Linked DNA regions of Homo sapiens: region 1 is linked to region 2. A link is an interaction called in ENCODE POLR2A ChIA-PET data of the cell type or tissue named here. Cell type or tissue: HepG2. All regions are shown on one strand. Each heading gives the region's core, and the rest is flanking DNA. Links, peaks and the distances in the headings are about the cores only.

Region 1 (2,910 bases), core at 252-2,751, 150 kb before region 2:
CAGTATTTGAGGTGAAGGAAACGTATGCAAAACGTATGCAGAGGAATGGGAGTCTGAAGGATTGCTGAATTATTTTGATGGACGAGAGCACAGGTGTGTGGGAGAGGGCAGGGGATGGAAGGGAGGGAAGCTGACTCCCTGTGGTGGAGCGTCTAAGATGTCTCAAGCACTTGGCCTATATTGTTCATTGAATTCTCACAATGCTTCTGTTGTATTCTCTCTCTCTCTCTCTCTCTCTCTCTCTTTCTCTCTCTCTCAGAGACAGGGTCTTGCTCTGTCACCTGGCGAGAATGCTGTGGCACGATCTTAGCTTACTGCAGCCTTGAAATTCTGGGCTCAAGCAATGCTCCTGCTTCAGCCCCCTGGTAGCTGGGATCACAGGTGTGTGTCACCAGCCCAGCTAATTTTGTAATTTTTAGTATAGACAGTTGTGAGGCGGGGCTTGGGGAGGTGGTCTCGCCCAGGCTGGTCTCGAACTCCTGGGCTATGGCAACAATCCTCCTGTCTTGGCCTCCCAAAGCACTGAGATTACAGGTGTCAGTCACCGAGCCTCGCCTGCTGTCTTCATTTCATATTAGGAACACCGAGCCTCTGGTTAAGAAAAACTCCCAAGGTCACACACCTTCAGGCTTCAGATGCCACCGAGGTGAGGCACTTGGAGCAGGATCGCGGGGCACCAACGCGGGGCCGAGGAGTTGCTCCCTGACCTCTTAGGCGCTGGAACCCCACGGAAGTCATCTATCGGGACTGATTTGCCCAAGTTGGAGCTGTTTCCTGAAGGAATGCAAAAGGAGTTCAGCTTGGGGCAACAGTCCCAAGAAGGGACGCAGCTGGGCCTGCAGTGGAGGAGGCAGCTGTGGGCCCCGGAGCAAGTGCCCCCCGGCCCAGCACCCCCACACCGTGGAGACCCCATGCTCCTTCCTGGGGTTTCTCCTGTCGTGTCTTCTTGCAGGAGGTGAAAATAAGAGGCACCAAACAAGGACACATAGTGGTTTGCAAGCCTGCCTGAGTCCCCTGTTCCCAGTGTCCCAAGGACACCAGGGGTGTGGCAGAGCTTGTGTCTGCTCCCCGGCTCCGCCTCGGTGTCCCTCCAATTCCTGTCCTTGCTGAGCTGTGACGGGAGCCAAAGGATATGTGTTCTTTTTGTTTGTTTGTTTGTTTTTTCTCAGCAGGAAGCTGACGGCTGCATCACATGATGGTAGTTGATTTTTTACCTGGTATTTGGGTAGATTAAGGAAAAAAAAGTTTGTGTCCAACTAATTATTGACTTTGTGTGTCCTTCCCAAAGCAAGGTGGTGTTTACTTTGAAAAGACACTCCATGCGACTATGAGATAAGATTTAAGATCAAAGGGTTCCCAGGGAGAAAAGAAATGGCCTCAGCCTACAGGCTAAACTGCCTTTAAAATTCAGAGCCTGCCAAACAAACAGCAGCAATGAGTTTCTCTGGGCAATATGCAAGATCCCAGGAAGACAGGACCAGAAGGCTGACGTCGGCCCGCGTCCCATGGCTCCCGGTGCGTGCCGCCAGTGCAGGGCGAGGCCCTCCTTTCATCTGCAGGAACCCACCTCCAGGTCCAGAGAGCCTCGTTCTGGCTCCACAGGCGCGAGGGGGAAACACGGTAGTGGCATTTGCTCTCAGCCTCTTTGTTTTTTGGTTGTGTGTGTGTGTTTTGTTTTTGTTTTGAGATGGAGACCTTGCTCTGTCGCCCAGGCTGGAGTGCAGTGGCGCGATCTTGGCTCACTGCAACCTCCACCTCCCAGGTTCAAGCAATTCTCCTGCCTCAGCCTCCCGAGTAGCTGGGATTACAGGCGCCCACCACCACACCTGGCTAATTTTTGTATTTTTTTTTCAGTAGAGACGGGGTTTTGCCATGTTGGTCAGGCTGGTCTCAAACTCCTGACCTCAAGTGATCCACCTGTCTTTGCTTCCCAAAGTGCTAGGATTACAGGCATGATCCACTACACCTGGCCATCTTTGGACACCTGTTTACTGAGGGTTATTATTATGTATAACATAGCATTGGGCGCTGAGTGATGGGAAGAGTGAGAAGAAAACAAATGTCTGGAACACACAGGCCTGGCTCGAAGAGCATGGAGAGGAACACAGAATTCAGCAGAAACTATGGGTGCCTACCATGCGCTCGGCACTGGGGAGTTGATGAGAAGTAAGACACGTCAGTTAACAAAGATCACAAAACACAACCATTTGTTAGACATGAGTCTTAGATCTAATATAAAAGCAAAAGCCAAAAATCTTCTAGAAGAAAACACAAGAGAATTTCTTCATCATCTTAGGGTAGGAAAAGATTTCTTAACAAGAACACAAAAACATTCACTGTAAAAGAGAAAAATGGGCCAGGTGTGGTGGCTCACGCCTGTAATCCCAGCACTTTGGGAGGCCAAGGCGGGCAGATCACAGGTCAGGAGATCGAGAGCATCCTGGCTAACATGGTGAAACCCCGTCTCTACTAAAATACAAAAAATTAGCCGGGTTTGGTGGCGTGCACTTATAGTCCCAGCTACTTAGGAGGCTGAGGCAGGGGAATCGCTTGAACCTGGGGGGCAGAGGTTGCAGTGAGCTGAGATCGCGCCACTGCACTCCAGCCTGGCAACAGAGCAAGACTCCGTCTCAAAAAAAATAAAAAATAAAAAATAAAAAAGAGAAAAATAATAAATTGAGTTTCCTCAAAATCAAAGCCTTCTGCTCTTTAAAAGATATCATTAAGCAAATTCAATAAAATAGTCTCAAAACATGCATCTAACGAAGAACCTGTATTCAACTTGCATGCTGGTAATGCAACATGTTGAGTTTTCCATCTTAGGCATGATCTCATTACAGTGTCTCCCACTATACGAGGAAAGAATTTAACTTTTTTTTTTTAGACAGGGAATCACTCTGTCACCTAGGC
Region 2 (2,848 bases), core at 1-2,500:
ATTTAAGGCCGAGCGGTGGCTCATACCTGTAAACCCAACTCTTTGAGAGGCTGAGGTGGGAGAACTGCTTGAGGCCAAGAGTTTGAGACCAGCCTGGCAACAAAGTAAGACCGCGTGTCTAAAAAATAAAAATAAAAAATAAGCCCAGCGTGGTGGTGCGTGCCAGTAGTCCCAGCTACTTGGGAGGCTGAGGTGGGAGGATCTTGAGCCCCGGAGTTGGAAGCCACAGTGTGTCGTGATTGTGGCACTGCACTCCAGCCTGGGTGACAGAGGAAGACTCCATCTCTAAAAAATAAATAAATAGATAATATGCATGTATTGATAACTTCAAGATAGATACCGGCATGTGTGCCTGTGTCTGTATATATGTAATATTAAGGACATTTTCTTGAAAATGAAAGCATCTTCTAAGGGAAAAAAGAAAAGTTTTCCCAGCAGCCCTAGCTGGGAAAGCATTAATAAGGTCAAGTAGCTCTTCCAGAGCAAGCCTCTCCTCGCTGCGGTGCAGGGACAAGTACTGACTGCTGAGGACTCCCAGCTTCCTGGACACCTTGATGCCCCCACGGCACAGGAGGGCCCTTCTGGTGGTGACCTGGCTCAGCTCTTCTCAGAGAAAGCGAGGCCCATCCCGCAGGCACGGGATGCTTCAGTGGTGGAGAATTAAAGCAAATGGAAAAGCGTCTTCTGAAAAGATGTGCTTTCCTGTCATGCTGTCCTGAATTTGTGACCCAAATCTTCTCAGACAGCTTTAGACATTAGTGAAAGCATCAGTCTTAAGAAAACTTGTTCATGTTTCCAGGGAAATGTCTTATTTTCATGCACGGGTTAAAATTCCACACATTTCTGACAATTAAATGTCAGAAATCTATCATTTTTTCTCAATTTAAGGAAATATCTTTGTTAGAGATTCAACTGTGTTCCCAGAAAGGTTGGAGTTCTAACGTCCAGTAAGTTCAGAATGTGACCTCTTTTGGAAATGGGGTCTTTGCAGAGGTAATCAAGAAAAAATGAGGTTAATCCAATATGACTGGTGTCCTTATAAGAAGGGGATATTTGGGCCGGGCACGGTGGCTCACACCTGTAATCCCAGCACTGTGGGAGGCCGAGGCAGGCAGATCACCTGAGGTCAGGAGTTCGAGACCAGCCTGACCAACATGGTGAAACTCCATCTCTATTAAAAATACAAAAAAATTAGCCAGGCATGGTGGCGCACTTGGCAGGCTGAGACACGAGAATTGCTTGAGCCCCGGGGTGGAGGTTGCGGTGAGCCGAGATCACCCCACTGCACTCCAGCCTGGGCAACAGAGTGAGACTCTGACTCAAACAACAACAACAACAAAAAAAAAAAAAAAAAAAAAAAAAGAGGCTATCTGGACAAAGATAGGCAGAGACAGGGTGATGTTTGTACAAGCTGAGCAACACCGAAGGTTACCAGCAACCACCAGAAGCTGGGGGAGAAGCCTAGAACGGATTCCCCTCCCAGCCGCAGGAGTCAACCCTGCCCATACTTTGATCTTGGACTTCCAGCCTCCAGAACTGTGGGGGAAGTAAACGTTGTTTAAGCTACCTCGTGTACAATGGCACTTTGTTCTCGCAGCCCAGGCAAACAGTACCTTTATTCTGTCTTGAAAAAATTATTATAATGGCAATATATAATCATTGTAAAACATTTCGGAAAATGAAGGAAAGTATGTGTTTGTCCATTTGGTTGTTATAACAAAATAAACACAAGAAAATTATTTCTGGCATTACTGGAGGCTGGGAAGTCCAAGAGCAAGGCATTGGTTGGCAGATTCCATGCCTGGTGAGGGTCCACTTCTTGGTTCCTAGACAGCCCTCTCCTCACTGTGTCCTCACATGGCCAAAGAAGTGAGGGTCTCTGGGGGCCTCTTTTTTTTTTTATTTATTCAAACAAGTATAATTCTCAAGTTATCACAAAATATCCCCCCCCCCAAATTTACAGTCAGCAAAATAGCTTCCTTATTTCTCATGTATCATTTTCATATAATTCCATGGTTTCACTAATATTATATGTTACAATAAGCCTCCACTAGTCCCTCAAAACGATGATATAAATAATCAGTCTGTACAACCTAGCCTAGAGTAAAAAACTGAAACCAAGTTTCCCAACGTTTTTCATAGCAGCCGGGCACACTTTGGTGACCCCAACGAGAAACCTCTCGGCAGCAGACAGGAGCTGTTCACCTTCCGGAAGCAGGGCCTGTGGCAGCCTGACAGGGAGAGGCCATGGGGCCCAAAAACGCAACTTGTTTCAAGGCAAACCTGAGGGAGGAACTTGGTCTGGGAGGAAGAGAAAACTAGCTCCTCAACCACCCCAAACACCGGAGTGTCAGGAAAGCAGTGAGCTGTCAGGGCACACTGTCCTGCCCGGACACAGCAGCTCAGCCAGTCACAGCTCCACCTCCAGCTTCTACAGCAGCAATTTCCAGTGGGAAAGAACACCTCATCTCCCCCTCATGTGAAAGATAAAATCGTAAAGCAAAAAAATTGGTCAATGCTCGCATGAGTGGTGTCCATCCTGACCTGAGTCTCGCACTCCCTGCTGCCCCACCTGGAGCTGTGGGCTTCAGCACCTCCACAGGGACCCTGAGTCTACATTGCTCAGAACTGGCATCTGCATGACTGTGAGGTCATGCTCTGCAGCAAGGTACCACCTAAAAACCTGTGTTGATATGTGGCTTGCACTGAAAAAGTGACCATGTAACTCAGCTGGGGAAAGTTCCAGTAGTATCCATGTTTTCTTAAAAGTCCAAACTGTAAAATGTATGTGACAAGTCAAGTTTTCTATGTTAAGAGTCTGGTGGTAGCAGATCAAACCTTAGGTCTT

What was found. ChIA-PET counts read pairs that join two places held together with the same protein. Peaks named below come from ENCODE experiments on the same cell type or tissue, not always from the same donor. Only the 100,000 strongest peaks of a DNase experiment are listed, where the experiment ranks them.
Region 1: POLR2A ChIA-PET joins it to region 2 with 10 read pairs; 2 of 35 experiments call an interaction of 5 or more read pairs at or near these places.

What each region holds. Positions count from the first base shown.
Region 1 is chr13:20,952,336-20,955,245 of GRCh38, forward strand. No RefSeq gene overlaps it. Among named protein-coding and RNA genes, the nearest start is that of LINC00367, 4.4 kb to the left of the region's middle. In HepG2, for the core only: no CTCF peak of the experiment used is centred there; a DNase peak (open chromatin) is centred at 1,236; H3K4me3 peaks cover 685 bases.
Region 2 is chr13:21,099,819-21,102,666 of GRCh38, forward strand. No RefSeq gene overlaps it. Among named protein-coding and RNA genes, the nearest start is that of SAP18, 39 kb to the right of the region's middle. RefSeq lists a silencer at 2,228-2,395. In HepG2, for the core only: no CTCF peak of the experiment used is centred there; DNase peaks (open chromatin) are centred at 1,493 and 2,443; H3K4me3 peaks cover 798 bases.